Regions from separate parts of the Homo sapiens genome. Here all the other regions are linked to region 1. A link is a contact called in ENCODE Hi-C or POLR2A ChIA-PET data. All regions are on one chromosome and are shown on one strand. The core of a region is the stretch at or near the end of the contact, and the rest is flanking DNA. Distances in the headings are between cores, read along the strand shown. Region 1 holds the start of SNX22 (sorting nexin 22). Region 2 has its middle 18 kb from the start of ANKDD1A. Region 3 has its middle 31 kb from the start of PLEKHO2. Region 4 holds the start of RAB8B (RAB8B, member RAS oncogene family).

Region 1 (5,257 bases), core at 979-3,478:
ACAGGCCGCTGGTGCTGCTGGGAGCTGGGAGGAAACAGGGTCATGAACCATGGGTGCGGGAGGCAGGGCAGAATCCCACAGAGGGGTGGAGACGGGGTTGCCATCACCAGGGACCCATGAAGGAAAAGGTGAGTGGGAAATGGGCTCAGGAGGCACCAAAGGGAAAACAGACTTCAGGGCCCAGGCCAGACAGGCCCAGGCAGCAGGCCTGCCTCCTAGCATATGGCCACTAGGGGGCAGCAGGGGCCAAGCGCGGGCTAGGGCTTTGACTTGCCTGCTGTCGCCAGGCAGGAACTCCCTCAGGGTGCTGAAGAGAAGAGAAACACTGTAAGCTGCCTGGGGATGCCGGGGGAGCGTGAGGAAGGGGTGGAGACACCAGAGCCCAGAACTGCACCTCCCAGGGGACCACTGCTTCTATTTGTAACAAGCCCCAGTTCCGGAGGTGGCGGGGGTAACCAAGTCTGTCCAAAAAAAAGCCCCTCCACCCAGGTCAAGAGAGCTGGTGAGGGCGGTCATGCTGGATCCTGGCAGATGTGAAAAGAAAGGGCTTGCCCTCCAACACCTTTCCTCACCTGCTCACTGCTGACAGCCCCTGGCCCCCGCCATCGGCCCCCCTTACCCCCAGTTGCTAGCCTTGGGGTCTGTGGGGAAGTGCCGAAGTCTCAGGAATTCCAGTAACTCCTTGGGCACCTCCTGGTTCAGGTACAGGATGCCCTGGAGAGGACAGAGGAGACCTGCAATCAGACCCAGCTACTAATTTGCATAGCGCAGTGCCAGTGAAAATGCAGGGCTCTTTGTTCCAAAAAAAGAATTTCACGACAATGACAGCAGAGCGTTGAACCAGGCTCAGGGCCCTTCTGGGCGCTGGGCGCTGTGTGCACAGGTTGTACCCCATGACGCGGCATAGCTTTGCTGTTGGGGGAAGGACCCTCACCCTACATGCCATCAGGAGGGCAGCACAGGACCTCACCATGGAGGGGACAGGACCTGGGTTTCATGGAGCTGGGACTACCTGTGTCCGTTACCTCTTTCAGTCCTTTCAACAAGCCAGAGGGGGGTGTTTGGACCTATATTAGACTCAGAAAATTGATGCTTGAGGTGGTGAATAACATCCCCAAGTTGTGGGTTCCCTCCCTGCCATGCCCCCACACCTCTCTGTCTGGGCCACACCCCTGGCACAGAAGGCCGGGGGGCAACCAACTGTGCTCTCGCATACCTGGATGTAAGCCTCCAAGCCCTGCCGGCGCTGTTCCAACCCTCTGGTCCTCCAGTTGGGCAGGCGTTTCGAGGGGAAGTCGGGCACTTTGTACAGCTTCTTGATCTACTGGAGGTTTACCGCGTGCGATCACAGCATCCCGACTGAGCCCTCAAGCCCTCTTCGCCCCAGCCAGAAGCCCTCCCGCGCCCCCGCCTTCGGGCTCTACTGGGACAGACCCTGGTGAGTGGTGGACCGGCCGAGGGCGAGGAAGGCCCCAACCCACCCACAGAGGCCCGGGGGCTGACCGGCTGCGCAGGGACTGAGGCAGTAATGGGGGTGGCGGAGGCTGGGGCTCGCCCGCCCGCCTCACAGGGCCTGGGCGGGGGCTGGACAGAGGCTGGGCCGGGGCCGGTGGGAGGTCGGCGCCGCCTCACCCGCTTGTGCAGCGCGTGGAACTCGCTGTAGCGCCTTGGCACCGTGTGTCTGCGCCCGCTGCACAGCACCTCCACTCGGAACACCTGGCGGCGCGGGCGGGCAGCGGGTCTGCGCGTGAGGCCCCGCGGGAGGACGCCGCAGCACCTGCGCCTGGCGACGTGCCCACCCTCCCGCTCTCAAAGGCACAAAGCGGCCTTGCGGCGCCGCGGCTGCCCGGGGACTCTCCGCTCCCGCACACCTGGGAGAACCGGCTGGCGGACCTGCCCCTCGGAGCCCTGGGGTCCCTCAAGAGCTCGAACCATGGTCCGCGAGGCTGGCAAATCCAAGCGGCCCCCAAACCCTCGACAAGGTTTCCCCCGACGGTCCAGCCCGCAGCGCTCGTTCACCCAGGCCCGGGCCCCGGGTCCCCACTGAGCGCAGCGCGGGGAAATCCTGCGGGTCCCGGCGCCCCTCCCCATCCAGGGGCCGCGCTCACCATGTGGCTTTTCTCCGGGCTCTGCCTGGGCCCCTCGGCCTCGGGCCCCACCGACGGGATGTGAACTTCCAGCATCCGCGCCCCGGCCCCAGCTGCTCCGCGCGCTCGGCTCGGAGCCCTAACTCTCCCGGAGCGGACTGAGGACCCCGGGGCGGCCGGCTCCGCCCCCTCGGTCCGCAGGCCCCACCCCAGGCCCCGCCCCCAGGCGACCCCGCCCCGGGCGTTCCCTTGCGCCGCGGGTCCTGAGCCTAGAAGATTAGGCGGGACCTGGACGCCGCCCCCGAAGTCTAGTGCGCCCACAGCGCGGGGCAGTGGAGTCAACCGTTTGTCAAACATTGACGGAGCACTCACTGATGCCAGGAACTGGCGAGCGAAAATGTCACCCAACCTGAGTTAAGCGCCTACCAAGGACGGCCTGTGGCTCCAGGCGCGGACGGAGGCGGGGCCCGGGCCTCAGCGCCGGTCCTGGGGCCAACCAGGGACCTGTCTTGGGTTCCTCAGTCCCTTCCCGAGCCTTTCCCTCCTTTCAGCCTGGTCCCTGAAATTGTGATCTGGATTCCCCGGCTGAGGCCACACCTGAGCAAGGCTTGGACCCAGTCCAGCTTTGATGCCCCTTTCCCCAGCATCCACAGGCCCCCCCATTCATTCATTGTTTTCATCCATCCATTCACTCATATCTTCCAACCCTAAGGGGCTCCAGGCTGTTTGTGGGGAAGAGGCAGTTTAGGGACCTAGACTCCGATTTGGACGTCAGACTGCCTGGATTTCAGGAGCTCCGTAGACCTTTGCTCATCTGCAAAATAGGGATAACGTGGCTCCTTCAGGCAAGTGTATAAAGTGAGATGATTTGGCCGGGCGCGGTGGCTCACGCCTGTAATCCCAGCACTTTGGGAGGCCGAGGTAGGCGGATCACCTGAGGTCAGGAGTTCGAGACCAGCCTGACCAACATGGTGAAACCCCGTACCTACTAAAAATACAAAAATCAACCAGGTGTGGTGGCACATGCCTGTAATCCCAGCTACTCAGGAGGCTGAGGCGGGAGAATCACTTGAACCTGAGAGGCGGAGGTTGCAGTGAGCCGAGATCAAACCATTGCACTCCAGACTGGGCAACAGCAAGACTCTGTCTTAAAAAAAAAAAAAAGTGAGATGATTCATGTTAGGCCCTTAACAGAAGCATTGAGCAGCAGCTTGACTGTGGGCTTCTCCTGGATGACTAGGATAAGTGGGCACAGGGCAGTGGATGGGAAGAGAGACTTTGGGGGGTGGCACCGGGTTGCTCTTGTCCACCCCTCCGGGCAGGTTCTTCCTGGATATGTGGCAGGATTTTGATCCAGAACTCTCTCAGGCCATGTGCTGGAAAGGACCTCTGCTCCCACCTCTCAGCCCTGCACCCTTCAGCTGTCGGAGAGCTGCTATCAGCAGCACCATGGCAGGTCCTCTACTCCACTGACTTCCCCCACAAAGGCCCCGTGACATGCAGAGAGGCGAGGCCCTGCCTTCCAAAGCTCATACGTAGTGGGAGGTCTTGGGGTGGGCAGGAGGAAGCAGAGTGCCTGTCTTCGGGGCTGGGGTTGAGGGGACTCACCCCTCCCCTGCTTCTGCAGAGACGCCTCTGAGCTGGAGCAAAAAACCTCCATCCCCAGCCCTGCCCCCAGAGAAGGGCTGAGATGACGACCCCAAAATGGGGCAAACAGGTCTCACCAATATCATGTCCCACATTCTCTTTTTCCAAATTGCATCACACAAGGACCACAGAATCAGGAAGCTGAAACTTCCCAGATTCTAGTGGGGTCCCCTAGAAGAAAAGCAGCCCAGAGTGAGGAGAAGTGCTGTGCTTTCATTTCCTCCCTACGGCCCCATCATTCAGGGACCCAGCTTTCCCTGGCCTACAGGGCCTCCCCAACTCCCACTGTCCAGGGAGGCCTCTCCTGGGATCCTCAGACTTCTTGGTCCTCATCCTAATGACTGTCTGCCCCTCTGTCTGTGAGTCTCCATTTTTTCCTGCCTTCATCCCCAATAGAACGTCCATTCTCTACCCTGCAGCACAAACTGTTATCAAGGCATGTGCTTAAAACCTTCCAATGTTTCCCACTGCACTTAGAATAAAACCCACTCTCTCTATGCAATCCACAAAGCTGTAAACAACCCAGCCCAGCCTCCATCTTCCACCTCATTTCCTCTCCTCTCCCCATCATGCACTAGGCTCTTCCAACCTGACAAGCTCTTTCCTGCCTCAGGGCCTTTGCATTAGGCTGTTTGCTCCACCTGGGGGCACCCTTCCTTGACTCTTCAAGGATTGAGCTCATCCTCCAATTCTTAGCCTAAAACTCAACTCAAAAAGGTTTTTTTTTGTTTGTTTGTTTTTGTTTTTGTTTTTTTTTTTGAGACAGGGCCTCACTCCAGTCACCCAGGCTGGAGTGCAGTGACGCAACCACAGGGCTCACTGCAGCTTAGGTGATTTTCCCACCTCAGCCTCCTGAGTAACTGGGACTACAGGTGCGCACCACCACACCCAGCTAATTTTTGTATTTTTTGTAGAGACGGAGTTTGGCCATGTTGGCCAGGCTGGTCTCGAACTCCTGGGCTAAAGCTATGCACCCACCTTGACCTCCCAAAGTGCTGGGATAACAGGCGTGAGCCACCTCACCCAGCTGAGGCTTCCTTCTTGACCACCCTATCATATGACCTTTTCTATGCACATATTACAGTCTGCAATTATTGTTTGGTTACTGTGTGTCTCAAAAACATTTGGGTTGAAAGACTATATGGATAATATTTGTGATTGAAAGACTATATGAATGAATGGGCAGTGGGGGTATGCTGAGAAAAAACTAGGGAGGGGAAGGAGCAGCGTCTGCTGAAGGGTTAGAGGCTGCCTGCATGGTGGGACAACAAGAATCTTCTTCCTACCTCCAGAATTAAACACACTTCTCCTCTCTTCTCTCTTGGCAGATCATTGTCTACTTTTTCCATTTACTTAATTTTCAGGTGTTCCAGGAAGCCTCAGATCAGTGGATTTTCATCACCAGTTGTGGAAAGAGATTCCATGCAACTGACTTGTCAAACATGTGATAGGGAACCTGCAGCTCCTAATTGCACAGTGTTCCACCGCACAAGAGTGCAGGTACAAAAGAAGAAAAACGAGAT
Region 2 (5,474 bases), core at 1,016-3,515, 740 kb before region 1:
CTGCATGTGACCTTGGCCAGTCACCTATCTTCTTCAAGCCTCTCCTTCTGACACTGTGGTGTTCCTTACACATTGGAGGCCCTCATAAATGCTTTCTGAATAAGTCTGCCTGCAATATGCTTAACGCAGTGCCTGACCCAGAGAACATGCTCAGTAAAAGTCAACTATTTAAATCATCCCCATTTACAGATGAAGAAACTGAGACTCAGAAATGTAACTTGTCCAAGGCCTCAGGGCTGGGAAATGGTGGAGCCAGGTTCCCCTGTGCCCTGATCCATCAGTCCACCTCCCCTGCATGCTCCCCATTCTTCTCTGCCTCTGTGAAGCCAGCACAGATATGTCAGCCTCAGAGGGATGAATGGAGAAGCCAGAAACTCACACTCTGAGAACCCCTGAGGAGACAGGAGGTTCCTATCATCATGGGAGATACAAAGATGAATTAAAGTTTCAGCCGCTCAAAGGGCTGCCAGTCTGGAACTGGGAGCCACGGCGCCCGGAACAGAGTCTATCCCTACACAGAGGACCCAGCAAGCCTCAAGGGAGGGGCACCATCTGGGTTCCCAGTACACAATTGGCTCGTTGAATCACAAAGTTCACAAGAAATAGTGGCCACACAATCTGAATTTTAAAAGACAAGTCCAAGTTGCAAACATTTTCTCCTATTGTTATAATAGAGTATGAAGTGCCCCAAAGAATCCATTATTGTGGCACCTAAATGACCTCTCACAGCCAGGTGGATCACAAAAATCTATGTTATACCACACGTCCTAAGCTTGACTTGGGGAAAGAGGATCCCCATTATGCTAGACACACAGATGCCGGCTGCCCCCAGCCTCAGCCTCATGGGTGTATGCAGGTCCACACAGACTAATACCAGACAAGACAAAGGGTCACCCACTCTTGGGCTATTAGATGACATGGTGACTTGAGTTAGTGCCCCCTCCCCTTTCCAGCAGTGATCCTAACACCAGTGCTGGGCACTGTAAGGTCTGGAGGGGCCTTTGGTATCCCCAGAGAAAACAGACTGCCTTTGCATGCTTCTTGTCAGCATGAGAGGCAAGCCCTGGTCTAAGTGACACCGAGGTTGCAGCCAGGGTGTCTCTGACAGGGCTGCTGTCCTCAGATGTGAAGGCTTTGCTCCTCAGCCTCTTGCTACAGACCTCCCTCTCACATTAACTCCTGCCAGGACTTTTGGTTTCGGTTTCTGACAGCAGAAATAAGTTCTACCCTTTCCCTCTGTTGTCCTCCACACTTCCCCTCCTCCTACCCTACTTCCTTCACCCTTCTTCCTCCCACCCTAGTAGGAAATCCCCCCCCTGCCCCCACCCCCAGTCCCAGTCTGAGAGGGACAAAGAAGAAGAGAGGAATAGAGAAGGGACTGAGAAAGGGAGTTGCCAGAGACCTCGCTGCATCTTCGGGGCTTGGTGATCACTCACAAATCTGCAAATTGTGCCCTGTACAACTCAAGAGGACACCAGTCCTCTCAAGTCACCAAAATTTGCATATTTATTAGCACACTTTTCAGACAGATGGCAGTAAAGTGTCTTGAGAAGGAACAGTCTGAAGCTCTGGAGTGGGGTTAAAGGGCTGAATGCCTTTCGGCTCTCATCTCCTAGAAGCCCCAAGGCACCCCCAGTCCTTGAGCTGTAACCCACTTATCCCTCTTTGCTCAACTTCCCAGCTGGGCTAGAACCCCAGTGAGACTCTGGCTCAAAAGAGGCTCGCCAATCTAGGTCCATTTGTGGGGCCCCAAGCAAGTCTCTTCCTCACTAGGCCTCAGTTTCCCCATCTGTAATATGTAAAGAGAACAAAAGGATCTCTAAGCGGCCATCTATATTTAACAGCTGAGTCTGTGCAGAGGGTGCCTGGAGGCAGATGATTACAGTTGGGTTGCAGCCTCAGGGTCCCTATTTCTCTGAAGGAAGGAGGTTGTTGGTTGTTCCGTTGACTGAGAGCAGGGGTCAGAGAGGATTCTTTTGTTGAAGAATATCAAGAGGGGCTGTGTGACCTGGGGCGGCTCCTCTAACCTCTCTAAACCTGTTACCTCCCCTATGAAATAAAGGTGGTAATATTCACCTTGCAGGTGGCTGTGACGACTGAAGGGAGTACTGCATGCAAAAGTGCTGGCGTGGAGGAGGCGGCAGAAGAGGGCGGCGGCGGGGCACGGCAGCCACTGCCTGAGCTCAGGCTCCAGGGCAGGAAACCCACCTGACAGGCCACTCCTTCAGCTCGCCTCCCCCAGTGGGCTCCCTCCCCTCTCTCTGCAGGGCCACACCTCTGGGAGGATGCTCAGGGCTTGCACAGCGCTGAAGGAACCCCAAGGAGCCTACACCCCTTAGCCTGTCATGCCAGGCCCTCCCCTACCTACGCCCCGCGGCCACTCCCCACCCAGCCCCCCCGACCTGCTCGACACCCCCAAACAAGCCATGCACACCTCCCTGCCTTTGCCCAGGCTGCATCCTTTCCGGGTCACATGCCCTTCCCTCTCCCCCTCCTCAAGACAGCTAAATCCTGCTCATTGTTTAGGGCCCAGCTCAAATGTCACCTTCTGAGAGAAACCTTTCCCTGCCCTTCCAGTAAAGAAAATACTCATTCTTCCTGTTGCCTCCCTCAGCCCCGCATTCAGTCCCGTCAGGAGTGCAGCTGGGCTCCAGTCCGCCACATCCCCTCGCGGAGCCCCCAGTGCCTTATCTAGAAAATGGAGGTAAATCGTCCCTACTTGGGGGGCAGGACGAGTTCAATAAAATGGGACACGTCGGGCGTCTAAACATAGCGTGGGGCCCACAGTAGAGCCCGGCGAGTCCAACCAGTCAGCCTCGCACTGAGAGGGAAGCGCGCGCCAGGCCCCGTTTCCAGCCTCCTGTAAGTCCTCCCGGAAGACCAGTTCACAGCTCATTGGAAGATCAACCAGGATTGACAGGTTCCCAGCCCAATGGCTGGCCGAGCCCGAGAATGGCTCGGGAGCAGGTGGTCGGCCCCTTCCCCTCTCTGGGGCCTCTACCTGCGGAAGGCAGGGCGGGGGGCCTGGTTTCCACAAGCTGCCTGTGTCAGCCTGTGGGGCCGGCCGCCCCACTGATGACTCAGGTCTCCTCCCCACCCTTCCCCTTCAGGAAGAGGCCCTGTCATAATCGCAGTTGTACTACATAAAAATAGCTTCGTTTCACAGTGACATGAGCACAGCCCTTTCCACTGAGGGAAGAGGAAGGCAGTTTCCCCCTACGCGTTCCCCGGGTCCCTCTTCAAAAGCGGATCCTCGGGTGGGGGCTTCACACTTCTCAGCAATAGCTTCATCAGCGGCTTCCTCCCCGGCTTCGGCGCTGAAGGCTTTTTTTACCGCTTTGCGACCAGCTTCTCACCTTTTCTTATTTGGCCCTCACGTCAGAGACGGCAGGCAGCTGAGGTTGCTGTTCCCATTGTGCAGGTGTGGAAACCCAGGCCAGAAGAGGGGAGGTGACTGGCCTGAGGTCACACAGCAAGCTCGCGAGAGCCGAGTTGGGGGCCCTGACTCCTTCACCGAGTTCCTTACGCGCCTGCATAGGCCTCCTCCTAGGAAAGTACTGTGGCCACAGCCAGGGCACCAAGAAAAAGGAGAGGCGAGGAAGGCTGGACGGAACACAGATGTGAGGGGCAAGACATTCATGCAACAAACATTTGTCTGGCCGGGTGAGGTGGCTAACGGCTGTAATCCCAGGACTTTGGGAGACCAAGGCGGGCAGATCACCTGAGGTCAGGAGTTTGAGACCAGCCTGGCGAATATGGTGAAACCCCATCTGTACTAAAAATACAAAACAAATTAGCCAGGCGTCATGGCGCACGCCTGTAATCCCAGCTACTCGGGATTGGAACCCAATGACAAATTGGTGGTTTCCCTGTCAGTCAGGCCTGTTAGACTGAGAGCAGCCCCTCCAGGCCCAAGACTGATGAGTCTCAGCCATGAGGCCCAGCCTGGGGTGTGGGGGCCTTTGCTGCCCATTGAATCCCTGCAGTGCAGCCACTGAGGAAACCCTGCCTGGTCTTGTGGTCTCTGCTCTTCCCCCTCAAATCCACCCTCTACTATCAAAATGTAAGGCAGGTCAGAGGGCACAAGCTGGAAGCCTATAAATGGGTATCTTGTGGCACTAGAAAGAAAGGCACGCTGTGTTCCCAGCTGGGTGCCTGAATGCGTAGGAGTATGGGCAAGTGACTGTGTGTGTGCACATGGTTGTGTACAAACTTGGGGTGTGTGTGTCTTAGTCGGTTTTCTGTTATTTGTAACAGAGTACCTGAAACTGGGTAATTTATAAAGAAAAGGAATTCTTTCTTGCAGTGCTGGAGAATGAGAAGTCCAAGGTTGAAGGGCTGCACCTTGTGAGGTCCTTCTTGGTGGTGGGGACTCTGCGGAGTCCTGAGGCCCTGAAGGGCATCACATGGTGATGGGGTTGAGCATGTTAGCTCAGATCTCTCTTCCTCTTATTATAAAGCCAACAGTCCAATTCCCGTGATAACCCATTAATCCATGAACCCATTAATCCATTAATCCATGAATGAATTAATCTATTCATGAGGGCAGAGTCCTCATGGCCCAATCACCTCTTGAAGATCCCACTTTTCACTACTGCCACATTGGGGAATAAGTTTCAACATGAGTTTCAGAGGGGACAGATATTTAAACCTTAACTGTATGTCTGTGTTTGTGTGTGTGTTTGTGTGTGTGTGTGTGTGTGTGTGTGTGTGTGTGTGTGTAGCTGCTGTGGTTGTCAACTCAAAGTGAAAAAGCCCTCACTTCCTGTTAAGAATCAATTACAGCAGTTTTTATAGAAGCTCTAGCTCTCCCTGTGGGGATCACAGGAGCCTGGGAGGAGAGGTGGGAAGGCAGAGCAGGAAGAATGTCTTCCCTGAGCAGTGCTGGGAGCAAGATCAGGACTGCACATCCAAGACTCCAAGTTCATGTCCCACTGTGCTGTCAAGTCACTGCATGACATAAACAAGTCACTATACCTCTCTGGTTCCCTTTCTGTAAAAGCAGGAGGGAAGGTGAGACCAAATGATCCCTAACCCTTTCTCCTTTTTGGAGACTCAGATTAGTATCCAGAGTGCACTCTCCAGAGGGAGACACCAGGCATGTCGTCCACTCCACATTGGTCTAGCCCTTCCTAGACCACTGTGGAAACACCTAGACCCTTTCCTGAGGTTGTCTGGGGGAGGGGACAGGGAAGGAGTTTCCAGTAGGGAAGGGCTTAGTGGCAGCCAGCCTCCCACTCTCATCAGCAACTTCTTCTCCTCCACCATCCCACACTGCCCTGCTCCCTCCCAGTTCCCACATCCTTGACCAGAGGAGAAACACAAATTAGTTGCTCAGTAGGAAAAGGCAGGAGCCCCTGCCCCTTCTACCCATCCCATCTGCAATGGGAGAGGGGAAGTGGGGAAGAGGGCTGGGTTCACAGTCAAAACTGGCCTCCTCATTTTACAGATGAGCAAACCCACACCTAGAGAGA
Region 3 (5,967 bases), core at 961-3,460, 720 kb before region 1:
CCCACTGTGACTCTGTTCCCTCTGTCTCCAATGTCCTTCCCTGCCACCTCTGTTCTGTAAACTCTAACTCCTCCTTTGAGGCCCAGGCAAAGAAACCTCCTCCTCAGGTTTCGACTGATTCCCTCAGCAAACACAGCCCATTGATGTCTGCTCTCTGCTGCCACAGAATTTGCCTGTGGGTCTAACACAGAGCTTGTCCCATTGCATTTATGAGTTGGAGTGCCTGTCTCCCTGACTGGCAGTGAGCAACCTGAGGAAAGATCCCATTTTATTGTACTTGGAATCCACGGCTCCTAATGTAATGTTGGCATGGAGTAGGTGCCCAATACACCATATGATTATCCATTTACTAAGTCCTTGCTATGTGGTGGGCCCTGAGCAAATGCTTTATCTAAATTATCTTATTTCATCCTCAAAATCGCCTTGCCAGGAGTGATTGTCTCCCCCTAAGAGATGAGACTACAATTCCAAGAGGCTGAGCAGCCACTGCAGGTGCCACAGCTTATGCACAGCAGTGTCAGAGACAGATTCTCCATCTGCCACACCCATCTCTCCCTTGGGATCTTGCCTCCCCTGCTGCCAACTCCAGACATGGTCTTCAGGGAAACACTGACCCCCAGAACTAACCAGATCTGGGTGTAGAAAAAGCTCTTTATCCTGTTATTCGGTTAACTTGGGATTTCTTAAAAAGGAAGTTTTAATGGGAAACCAAGAGAAAGCCACACACACACACACACACACACACACACACACACACACACACACACATTTTAACAAAACAAATGGGCAATACCAGGTCCCCTCTGAGCTTTTGTTTTTTTTTTTTGAGATGGCAGTGGCACGATCTCAGCTGACTGCAACCTCCGCCTCCCAGGTTTAAGCGATCCTCCCACTTCGGCCTGCATCACCATGCCCTGCTAATTTTTTTTTGTAGAGACAGGATTTTGCCATGTTGCTCAGGCTGGTCTCAAGCCTTGAAGATTGGCCTCAAGACATCTGCCCACCTCAGCCTCCCAAAGTGCTGGAATTACACATATGAGCCACCACCTCCCCTGGCCGCTCTGAGCTGTTATTTCCTCCTCTCTAAAACCAGCAGGTGAGACTAGACGTCTCAAAGATCCTTATCAGCCCCAATATCCTGTGATTCCATGGATGGAATAGTTTCTCAGACTGGACGGTGGGCTGACGAATTGTGTTGGGGAGGGCAGTCCCCTAGGGACACAGGCTTCATGGGGAGGAAGGCCAAAAGCAGACCAGCCCCACACACCCTGCTCTTTAAGACTCCACTTTAGAGGTCCAAAGGGAGAAAGGGGCCGGGCACGGTGGCTGACGCCTATAATCCCAGCACTCTGGGAGGCCGAGGCAGGTGGATCACCTGAGGTCCGGAATTCGAAACCAACGTGGCCAACACGGTGAAACCCCGTCTCTACTAAAAATACAAAATTAGCTGGTCGTGGTGGTGGGTGCCTGTAGTCCCAGCTACTCGGGAGGCTGAGGCAGGAGAATTGCTTGAACCCAGGAGGAGGAGGAGGTTGCAGTGAGCCAAGATCGTGCCACTGCACTCCAGCCTGGCTCCAGCCTGGGCCACAGAGCAAGACCGGGTCTCAAATAAATAAATAAATAAATAAAAAGGGAGGCCAGGCGTGGTGGCTCACACCTGTAATCCCAGCACTTTGGGAGACCAAGGCAGGCAGATCACGAGGTCAGGAGATCTAGACCATCCTGGGGCGGGCGCCCGTAGTCCCAGCTACTCGGGAGGCTGAGGCAGAAGAATGGCATGAACTCGGGAGGCGGAGCTTGCAGTGAGCCGAGATTGTGCCACTGCACTCCAGCCTGGGTGACAGAGCGAGACTCCATCTCAAAAAAAAACAAAAAACAAAAGAGAGAAAGGGATGGCTGGCCTAATAGCCTTCTGGACCCTCTGATAATCCTCCCCAGGGTGAGTGTGAGTTTGAAGCCAGATAGGCCTACGGCTTGGAGTCCAGATCTGCAAGCTGCCTGCTGGATGTTGAAGGGTCCTGTCTCCTCCCTAGGCCTCAATGTAGGCATCTTCCCTTCTGTGGGCCACCCCCTCTGGTCCCAAGCCCTGCCTGGCCCCTCCTCCCATAAAATTATGACAACAGAGAGTGGAGGCTTGTGGGCAAGTTCCTGAGGAGGCTCAAACTCAGCTGTAACCCTTGGAGCCACCGTCATTTCCCCTCTCCCGCCTCCCCAGCTAGGAGGCTGAGAAGTTTCATCACAGCTGAGCTGTTGTCCTTATAAGGGAAAGTCCTCCGAAGCCTCTCCTTTGGGCCATAGCCAGCTGGTGGAGAACCTGCCCAGGCCTTGGGGTATCCTCCCAGTGCCAGGAAAGGTGGGGGTGCCCCAAGGACTCTGGGGTGAGCCTCCATCTGAAATCACAGACCCTCCAGACAAATAGCAGAAAGCAGTCAGTTGTGGCCCCAGGCCAAAACCCCAGGAGGGTCAAATCCCAGGTCCTGACACTAACTTTGGTCCCCTACCTAAGTTGCTTAAGCCTCAGTTTCTTAACCTGTAAAATGGAGTGAAATTACATCTTCCTTGTGAGGCCACTGTGGTGACTGTGAGAGGTTAACAGGCCTGGCAAACAGTAGGTGCTCTGTGAGGCCAGGCTGCTGGAGTTTATTAAGCATTTTCTTTTCTTTTTTTTTTTTTTTTTTTTGAGACATAGTCTCACTCTGTTGCCTCCTGAGTAGCTGAGACTACAGGCGCCTGCCACCACTCCTGGCTAATTTTGTATTTTTAGTAGAGACGGAGTTTTCCCGTGTTGGCCAGGCTGGTCTCGAACTCCTGACCTCAGGTGATCCACCCACCTCAGCCTCCCAAAGTGCTGGGATTATAGGTGTGAGCCACTGCACCTGGCTACCCCTGGGGTTTGAATCCAGGTGTGTCTGCCTCCAAACCTGAAGTCATGTTTTCTCTACTTACATCCTGCTGTTTCCTCTAAGAATTTTGTTAAATTATGTCAACAGGGAGGAATTTCCATCATCACCTCTCCACCATCCATGTTCCATCACAGAGCCTCCTTGGTCACAGAAACCTCTGTGGAGTGAGTTTGTCTTTTCTGACACCCCTTTTGTCTGGGACATGAGGGTAGGGGTGGGGAGGCAGGAAGACAAGACAGGGAGAAGGGAACAAAACACAGTGACTCCCGAGACAGGATGCCGCCAGGGCCTAGGCAGGGGTAGAGGAAGGGGCAATCTGGTTGCCCCTCCCCCTGTCCTGGGTCCTGTCTGATGATAGCCACCTTGTGATTTGTGAAACCCTCTACTGGGCTGGACACGGTGGCTCACGCATGTAATCCCAAGCACTTTGGTAGGCCAAGGCGGGCAGATCACTCATGGTCAGAAGTTCGAGACCAGCCTGGCCAACATGGTGAAACTCCATCTCTACTAAAAATACAAAAATTAGCCAGGCGTGGTAGCGCACGCCTGTAGTCCCAGCTCTCAGGAGGCTGAGGCAGGAGAATTGCTTGAACCCAGGAGGCGGAGGTTGCCATGAGCTGAGATCACACCACTGCACTCCAGCCTGGATGACAGACCGAGACTCCGTCTTAATTAAAAAATATGTACATATCCTAGCCGGGCTCCATGGCTCACGCCTATAATCCCAGCACTTTGGGATGCCAGTGTGGGTGGATCACCTGAGATCAGTAGTTCGAGACCAACCTGGCCAACATAGTGAAACCCCGTCTCTACAAAAAATACAAAAATCAGCCAGGTGTGATGGCAGGCAACTGTAATCCCAGCTACTCGGGAGGCTGAGGCGGAAGAATCGCTTGAACCCAGGAGGCGGAGGTTGCAGTGAGCCAAGATCACACCACTGCACTCCAGCCTGGGCGACAGAGACTCAGTCTCAAAAAAAAAGGCCAGGTGCGGTGGCTCACGCCTGTAATCCCAGCACTTTGGGAGGCTGAGGCGGGCGGATCATGAGGACAGGAAACCGAGACCATCCTGGCTAACATGGTGAAACTCCGTCTCTACTAAAAAAAAAAATTATATATATATATATATATATATTAGCTGGGTGTGGTGGCGCGCGCCTGTAGTCCCAGCTACTTGGGAGGCTGAGGCAGGAGAATGGCATGAACCCAGGAGGCGGAGGTTGCAGTGAGCCAAGATAGCGCCACTGCACTCCAGCCTGGGCGACAGAGCCAGACTCCATCTCAAAAAAAAAAAAAAAAAAATCCTGCACTGTAACAACCCACAGGACTTCAAGTCACAGAGATATGGCAGCCTGTGTTCAAAAGGAGGGCTACCCTTCTCTGCACAGGCCTCCAGCCCCAAGACCAGAGGGAAACGCACTTCTTCTTCTTTTTTTTTTTCTTGAGATGGAGTCTTGCTCTGTCGCCAGGCTGGAGTGCAGTGGCGTAATCTCGGCTCACTGCAACCTCCGCCTTCTGATTTCAAGCGATTCTCCTACCTCAGCCTCCCCAGTAGCTGGGACTACAGGCACATGCCACCATGCCCAGCTAATTTTTGTATTTTTAGTAGAGATGGGGTTTCACCGTGTTGGCCAGGATGGTCTCGATCTCTTGACCTTGTGCTCTGCCCACCTTGACCTCCCAAAGTGCTGGGATTACAGGCGTGAGCCACCGCGCCTGGCCAGAAATGTGCTTCTTACCACATCCTTCCCCATGGCTGGCCAACACCATCCCAGCAGCCACTCTCTTCAAAGTGGCCTTACAGAGGGGACTCTGCCATCAAAAAGACTCCTCTATGATGAAGGGGCCTGGGAAGATGGAGTGATTCACCTGAGGTCCCTCAGCTTCTGCGGGCCACTCACTCGGTATAGCTGTCACGCGCCAGGGCAGTGGCAGGGGAATTCAGGAGCGACATGAGGGTCATTGCCACAATTGATAGGCCCCGGTTCAGGTGTTTCCTGTTGTGTTGGCCCCGGGGTCTGTCCATGGTTCTCACAGAGGAGGAGGAAGGGAGCTGGGCTTTGGTGAGCACAGTCGTGCTTTCCCACATGGGGGATGGCGGGTGGGGAGAGGGTGTGGCTGTAATCCCCTTTTGTGGGTGAGGAAACTGAGGTCTCCTGAAACTGAGACACACCCAAGGTCCTTGGGTGAGATTTGGACCTTGGCAGCCTGGTTTGGAGCTGTCCACTGGCCTAAGGGCTTCCCAACAGTGTTCAGGGAAGCCCTGGAATTCTGCTGCATTTTGTTTGTGTCAGGAGGTCAGGAGCCAAAGATAGGACCCAGGCTCACCCTTAACAAGGACCAGGCTCTGAGGGTAAAATAATGGCTGGAATCATCATTTTAGAACCATTGTAGGAAACACCTGTTCAGCAAGAATCATCAATGGATACTAAATCTGGGGAAATTTGTGGTGAGGTGCAACATATTTAGATGATCTTGTCTCCCAGATTATTAGTAAGAGGAAAAATGCAAAAACATTAACAGTAGAAAAATCAGACACCTGGCCCCAGTAATCAAAATGAACATCACCCATGAGGGCCAGATGCAGGTAGTCCATCTCCAGAGTAATATCCTGAGAAGGACCCAATTGCCTGTGCAGTTTCCAGCTGAGAATCCATAACCTCAATTAACTATCACAACTAAGCAGGTGGAAACCTCAGACAAACCCCAAAAGAGGAATCAGAAAGGGGAGGACTGTATTCTTCAAAAATGTCAATGTCATCAGAGACAAAGCAAGGCTGGGGAAATGTTTCAGATTGAAGGAGATGAAAGAGTGATGACAGTTGTATGCCTGACCTGACACCAACCAGAGGAAACATATAATAAAGGATATTATTGGGTCAAATGACAAATAGGAATATGAGCAATAAACTATTGTTATCAGTGTTAAATGTACTGATAACTGTACTACAGTTACATAAGAGAATATACTTATTTTTAGGAAATACACAGTGAAGTATTAAATATTTAAGGATAAGAAGCCATGATAACCAACTATCCAGTGATTCAGAAAAAAGTTATGGGCC
Region 4 (5,699 bases), core at 1,234-3,733, 960 kb after region 1:
TTTTACCACATCCACCTCACAGAAAATATAAAGACCAAGATGTCACATGAGATTCACCTCCTTTTCATGTTCACTTCCTATTCTAATCTGTTTCAGGACACTGGTTTTCATGCCTTCATAGCTGTCACCCTCCAAAGAACCTCATTTCCATCATTTTTTGAAATCCACTGATAGACTTGAACCCTTCAAAATGAAAAGTAATTTTTAAAAGCTACTATTTTAAAAGGAACCAGATACCCTTACAGGAAACATGGGACAAAAATTAAGGGAAAAAGAGAAAACGAATAAAACTATTACAAACAAGCAAGTCGTCCAAGAAGCTTAACAAAAACAGCATCAGCGAGATTCACTTACTTTCAAGGCAGGAGATACTTCTGGGAGGCTCAAATACAGAATGGACAAAAGGACACCCACTCAACTTGTTAGAAATTATCCTTTACCATCTGTACTGCAGTATGCATTCAACAATGAAAAATTGTTATTTGAGGCTTTGAAATTAATACAAATGTCAAAAATTAACACCCTTTAGTTGCTGTACCAGCAGCTACCACCAAATCTTAGGAATATACTTGAGAGATGACATTTAAAATCTGCTTTTTCAGAAAAGAAAAAGTCCCACTCAAGACTGACTGCCAAGAACTTGCAATTCAAACTTCCCTAAGCCCAGACATCATAACACCCAGGAGATTTTAGACCATTCAATCTATATGAAAGAATCCAGAATGAGCAAACAAACCATAGCCTTTACTAATACTTAAAGAGTGTTCTATACCAAATACTCTTTTTTTAAAAAAAGATAAATTATCCTTAAAAATACACAAATATTTAAACACACGTATTACCAAAGCACTAGCTCTCTATTATTTCCCAACCCAGAAATTCATGGTGAAATATGCTGTAAGAACCATACGAAAGATGACTAAATAAGCCACTATTAGAGGCCAGAAACATCACCAACACAACCAAAAGCTGAGGTATTCTTAAGGTACTTAATTAACCTGCAACTATTTAACAGGAGAAATGATGTTAAGGTGGTCACTTCTAAAACAGCTTAAAACCAGCTTTGACTTGGTCTTCAGTTTATGATAAGTTAAGAGATCTTATTACCTGAACACAGTGTCTTCCAGTACAAAAGTAGAAAGGACAGCTCCCAGCCAGGATCAGAAAAACTCTTGATTCAATTGGAAGTAACTGAGAGGTATATCACATGTTGTGATTCACTTAACAATAATTAGAACCAAAGCAAAATATACAGGGAGGCAGGTAGAATGTAAGTTCATTTCCTTGGCTGAGAAGCTGTTAAACATTCAAACCGAAGGATTTAAAATACTGAGAAGTCTTGCTTCTCAGGAGATGGTAGTAAAGAGGTGAACCATATTTTCCTGACCACATCATTTCCAAAAGTCACCAATTCCCTTAACATCCATTAACACTCACAGAACAAATTAACGCTCTATAGACATTATTCCATCATTAGTCACATTTTGCTTTCTCCTGCACTTGATCCAAAGGAAGTGAAGAGAAAATGGTAATCAGTTACTATAGCAAGTCTTGCGCCCCACTACTTTCCATTTCCTCTCTTTTCCATCTCCTCTGTCTTCTCTGCTCAACCTCCCTTTACTATGATGTTGCTTCCTCTTTTCCTTTCTGTCTCACACCCAGATCCCTTTACTTTCTCCATCAAGTATCCTCATTCTGCCCTCTGATCCCTTGAACTCTTCTTCCACCTACAATTTTCTTCTGTCCCCTCCTACGACATCTCAGTCCAGACCTCCTGTGGCCAGCCGTCCCCTTCTTCCTCACCTCCTGACCGCTCATTCCCCTGAATTCCCTTCCAGTTGCCTGGTTCTCACCTCTCTGTCCCTTGTGTCCTCTGTCCCTTTACTTCACATCCCTCTCATTGCCCCCATCCCTCATTTCCCCCTTCACATTTCCTTCCTCTCCTGTCTTTTAATCATTGGCACGTCCACTATCCCCTTCTCTCTACATGAGATTTCCTGAGTCTTCCCCCCAACACATTTTGTCCCTCAAAGACCCCTCCCTGTCAGTCTCCGAACCCTCTCGTTCCCCCAATACCCCTAGTCCTTGTTCCTCTGTTCCCCTTCCCGTTCCTTTGCCCCCAAGTTCCCCCTTCGCCCTTAGCCTCACGTTCCCGCTCGCCTCTCTCCCTCACGCCCTCGCCCCTCTCCCTCACGCCCTCGCCCCTCTCAGTGCCCCCGCCACCTTGCAGTCCCCGGGGTCTCCTCTCCCGGGCTCCCAAGCGCCCCCCGCCCTTTCCCCGTCCCCTAGTACCCGCCCCCCAATTCTCTACCCGGTCCCGGGCCGCGGCCCCTCCCTCACCGATGGTGGAGATGAAGGTGGTGTTGAAGGCGTCCTCTGAGAAGCGGAACAGGAGGCAGGTCTTGCCTACCCCCGAGTCGCCGATCAGCAGGAGCTTGAAGAGATAATCGTACGTCTTCGCCATCTTCTCGCTCCGGCCCTCTGACCGGGGAGCCAGAGGAGGCGGTGGAGAGAGGCGGGGAGGGGGCCGCGGGCGAGGGGGCGTGCCCGCCAATCCGCCGCTGCTCGCCCCGCCCCACGCCCCGCCCCTCCTCTCGGAGAAGGCCTGCGCGCCCCGCCCCGTGCGGCCAATCGGCGAGGGCTTCGTCATCACCGCCCGCGCCCCGGGACTTCATGGGACTTGTAGTTCCTCCGGGGAGCCTCGGGCGTGCCCCGCGAGGACTGTCCAGGCGGCTCCAGCGGATAAAAGACCTGCTATGGGCGGGGTGACAGGGTGGAGGCGTTTCCACCCGAGCTGGGAAGGGAGGCCCCGTTTCGTACTCTGCTGGTCGAGCCGCGGGAACTTAACTTTGTTATTTCTTTGTGTGCAGACGCCTTCCAAATCCAGGACCTCAGAATCAGAGCCCCGTAGTTCCCGCATCTCTTCCGCCGAGACCTGGAGCAGAGATGCTTTCTTTCCTTGGCGCTGCTGTGGCGCAGCCTACGGGTTATCTGCAGAGGGCATTATCCAGCTTCTCCCCGAGGCCATGCCCAGCACCACTATAACCCCCTCCCGCAGCCCCTCAGTCACAGAGCTGAGAAAGAATGGTTACCATGCTAACTCGAACCTCACTCGTGCCCCCTTCTTCACGCCACACAGACCAGAGCCAAATACAATGAGTATTTAGAGAATCTGCTACGCTGATCGCTCCCCTCTCCTCGCAGGAGGATGGATTTTTAAATCTGGGAAGTCTTGTGCTACAGGTCTGTGCCCCATGAAACTGCAAGCATCCTGTGAGGCGGGCCACGGGAATTTAGAGAGTAAGATTTGAATTTAGTCTTGGCTCTGCTGCAAAACCGCTGTGACAAGTCACACAGGCACTGGACATTTCAGTTTTCTCATCTGTAAAATGGATATGAAACAAGATACTTCATAGGGTTCCAGTGAAACTTAAATACTAAATGTGAAAGTTCTTTGAAACCCATAAGGCACTGTTAGCAGTGATGGTAATATTCATTACTCTTCAGTAGGCTCTCACTTAATTGATGACGAATATAGGGAGGAAACAGCATTCTGTTATACTCAAGTTAATCCTTTATTATTTATTGTCTTAGGCTAATTCTCTGTTTTGTGGATGTATTGTTCAGTCCCCTTTCATTTGCTAGTGGCAGAAACCCAACCGGATTAGCTGTTGTGAAAGGGGTGTTGACTGGTTCAGGTAATGTGGAAGCAAAAGGCTAAGAAGGTGTGGGACTAGGAGTCCACCCTGCCAGGGCTCTGTGTCTCTCATCTGTTGTTCTCCCTTCGAAGTTTTAATTTCTAATATGTCAAATACCGACAGGTAAAACCCACATGAAAAAAAGCTTCTTGGAGTCTTCAATAAGTTTTAAGAGGATGAAGGGGTCTTGAAACCAAAGTATTTGAGAACCACTGGTCCAGACATTTACCTTAGCTATAAGGAAACACCTTCTGGAAGGCTAGAGGTTATTAAGGGAACCAGTGGACTCCACCATTAGTGGAATAAGAAAAGGGGGGGGGGGAAAAACCGTGGACAGTTAGTTGAACAAACCAGCAGGCTTTTCTAAGGACACATACTGTGTGCCTTGTGACTTTAGGAACAGTGCCACTGATAATCCATTCTCAGTTGCATTGTGGCAGAAGACTTAGTTGGCCCTAGAATTGGCCTTCATTTTCTATGCGGGTAAAAGATGAAATGTGTCATCATTAACTGATTGATCATACAGTAGCCAGAGGGCTGCTGCTGCTGCTGCTGCTGCTTACGGAATGTCTCATTCCTAGAGTCCACTAGATAGGAACAAAGCTCTAATGAGTTCAAAGTCACAGTGTCTGCCCCTAATGAAGAAGGATTCTGCCCTCTGGCACAGGCTGAGCCCTCTTGCCCAAGCCAGTCCTTGAGCAAGCCTCTGAACGTGGCTTCAGCCATGATCTGAACAGTGTGGATTGTTCTATATCTTCCTCCTCATTCCTGGAAAAGAAGGGGAAAAAATTCCGCAAAGACCAGTGGAATTTATTTCTTTTTAAAAATGTATATTTATGGCCAGGCGCGGTGGCTCACGCCTGTAATCCCAGCACTTTGGGAGGCCCAGGCGGGCAGATCACGAGGTCAGGAGATCGAGACCATCCTGGCTAACACGGTGAAACCCCGTCTCTACTAAAAGTACAAAAAATTAGCCGGGCATGGTGGCGGGCGCCTGTAGTCCCAGCTACTCGGGAGGCTGAGGCAGGAGAATGGCATGAACCCGGGAGGCGGAGCTTGCAGTGAGCCGAGATTGCACCACTGCACTCCAGCCAGGGTGACAGAGCAAGACTCTGTCTCAAAAGAAAAAAAAAAACCGCATATTTATTAAAATGATGTTTAGTCCCACTGTCTGTATGCAACTATTATCACTCTCTTTCTATATGAATAAAAATGTAGTGATACGGTAAAGAACTTAAGTTCAAAAGAGAAACTAGCATTAGGAATTTTAAAGTCCCTAAATTTTCTTAGGGGAATTTTGTTAATTGATGGGAATTTTAAAAAATAATAATGTTGTCTTATTTTCACTTCCCCAGTTTTTCTCTGCTACCAAGTATATATAATATTGGGACTTTCTAGCTGGTAAGTTTGTGCACCACTGTTGAACCATTCAAGCATTTTGACATATTGATACTACTTCAAAAAGAATCAGATTTTTTTCTCTTACACATTATTCATTTTCATATTTTGTGCAACAATGTTATTTAGATATCGGATTCTGGTGGTAGTAACTGAGTACTATTGAATCAAGGCATTTTGCTCAAAGGACTGGACATTAAGTATATTTGTAGCAGTACAGTTACTTCAGGTAGCAGGTTGCTGGTTGCCACTGTTCCTTCTTTCTCCGAGAGCTATCAGTGGACCCCGTTTTAAACTCCAAGTTACTATGCTCTGAGTGAACCACATCAATACTTTCTGTCAGTTTCCCAAGCCCACCCTGTAAATACTACATCACTGCAGAGCACCAGGCACATTCAATTTGATTTAGCAAATGTTTATTGAAGCCTTCTATAGGGTTAATATTGTACATGACAGCTTGACTACAGAAATCTAGATGTCCAAGGAGTCTACCTTCTGTGAATTTTGTCAGACCAGCACTCTTTCTGTTTTTGGAAAGCCACTCCTCTTTCTAATGATGGCTGTGAATCATGTCACTTCACTCCACATGCCACAGAGGTGGGC

The links. Hi-C counts contacts between places; a loop is a spot of excess contacts on that map. ChIA-PET counts read pairs that join two places held with the same protein, here RNA polymerase II (POLR2A). Pooled maps may share reads with other maps.
Region 2: a loop to region 1 is called in a pooled map, with 8 times the contacts of the local background. The contact joins the enhancer-like site here to the promoter of SNX22 in region 1. A Hi-C loop is called at or near these places in 6 of 168 maps with a recorded cell type or tissue (CD4-positive, alpha-beta T cell, CD4-positive, alpha-beta memory T cell, CD8-positive, alpha-beta T cell and 3 more), 17 of 37 single-sample maps with no recorded cell type and 17 of 50 pooled maps. POLR2A ChIA-PET finds 5 or more read pairs at or near these places in 5 of 52 experiments (CD4-positive, alpha-beta T cell, CD4-positive, alpha-beta memory T cell, CD8-positive, alpha-beta T cell and 2 more).
Region 3: a loop to region 1 is called in a pooled map, with 2.5 times the contacts of the local background. The contact joins the enhancer-like site here to the promoter of SNX22 in region 1. A Hi-C loop is called at or near these places in 1 of 168 maps with a recorded cell type or tissue (natural killer cell) and 1 of 50 pooled maps. POLR2A ChIA-PET finds 5 or more read pairs at or near these places in 1 of 52 experiments (activated B cell).
Region 4: a pooled map shows a loop between it and region 1 (4-fold over the local background). The contact joins the promoter of RAB8B here to the promoter of SNX22 in region 1. A Hi-C loop is called at or near these places in 1 of 37 single-sample maps with no recorded cell type and 9 of 50 pooled maps. POLR2A ChIA-PET finds 5 or more read pairs at or near these places in 1 of 52 experiments (B cell).

The regions. Positions count from the first base shown.
Region 1 is chr15:64,148,702-64,153,958 of GRCh38, reverse strand. SNX22 (sorting nexin 22) reads right to left here and starts at 2,228. Exons shown (of 7, transcript NM_024798.3): 1 at 2,109-2,228; 2 at 1,633-1,716; 3 at 1,217-1,321; 4 at 620-714; 5 at 275-307; 6 at 1-24. The coding sequence starts at 2,183. RefSeq lists enhancers at 1-279, 303-532, 3,460-3,569 and silencers at 1,523-1,902, 2,103-2,542.
Region 2 is chr15:64,891,607-64,897,080 of GRCh38, reverse strand. No RefSeq gene overlaps it. Among named protein-coding and RNA genes, the nearest start is that of ANKDD1A, 18 kb to the left of the region's middle. RefSeq lists enhancers at 1,685-2,283, 3,078-3,387, 3,538-3,647 and silencers at 2,398-2,447, 2,488-2,537. Within about 2 kb of position 2,265, at least 37 of the 41 ENCODE cell types and tissues checked have a DNase peak (open chromatin) inside an H3K27ac peak, as active enhancers do; they include CD4-positive, alpha-beta T cell, CD8-positive, alpha-beta T cell, GM12878 and 1 more, where a contact is called at or near this core.
Region 3 is chr15:64,869,459-64,875,425 of GRCh38, reverse strand. No RefSeq gene overlaps it. Among named protein-coding and RNA genes, the nearest start is that of PLEKHO2, 31 kb to the right of the region's middle. RefSeq lists enhancers at 2,271-2,320, 2,341-2,430. Within about 2 kb of position 2,210, at least 23 of the 41 ENCODE cell types and tissues checked have a DNase peak (open chromatin) inside an H3K27ac peak, as active enhancers do; they include natural killer cell, where a contact is called at or near this core.
Region 4 is chr15:63,186,390-63,192,088 of GRCh38, reverse strand. It overlaps RAB8B (RAB8B, member RAS oncogene family), which reads right to left and starts at 2,483. Exons shown (of 8, transcript NM_016530.3): 1 at 2,341-2,483. The coding sequence starts at 2,464. It overlaps LOC101928972 (a long non-coding RNA gene), which reads left to right and starts at 2,658. Exons shown (of 4, transcript XR_932355.4): 1 at 2,658-3,243; 2 at 5,054-5,099. RefSeq lists a silencer at 2,399-2,728 and an enhancer at 2,909-3,058.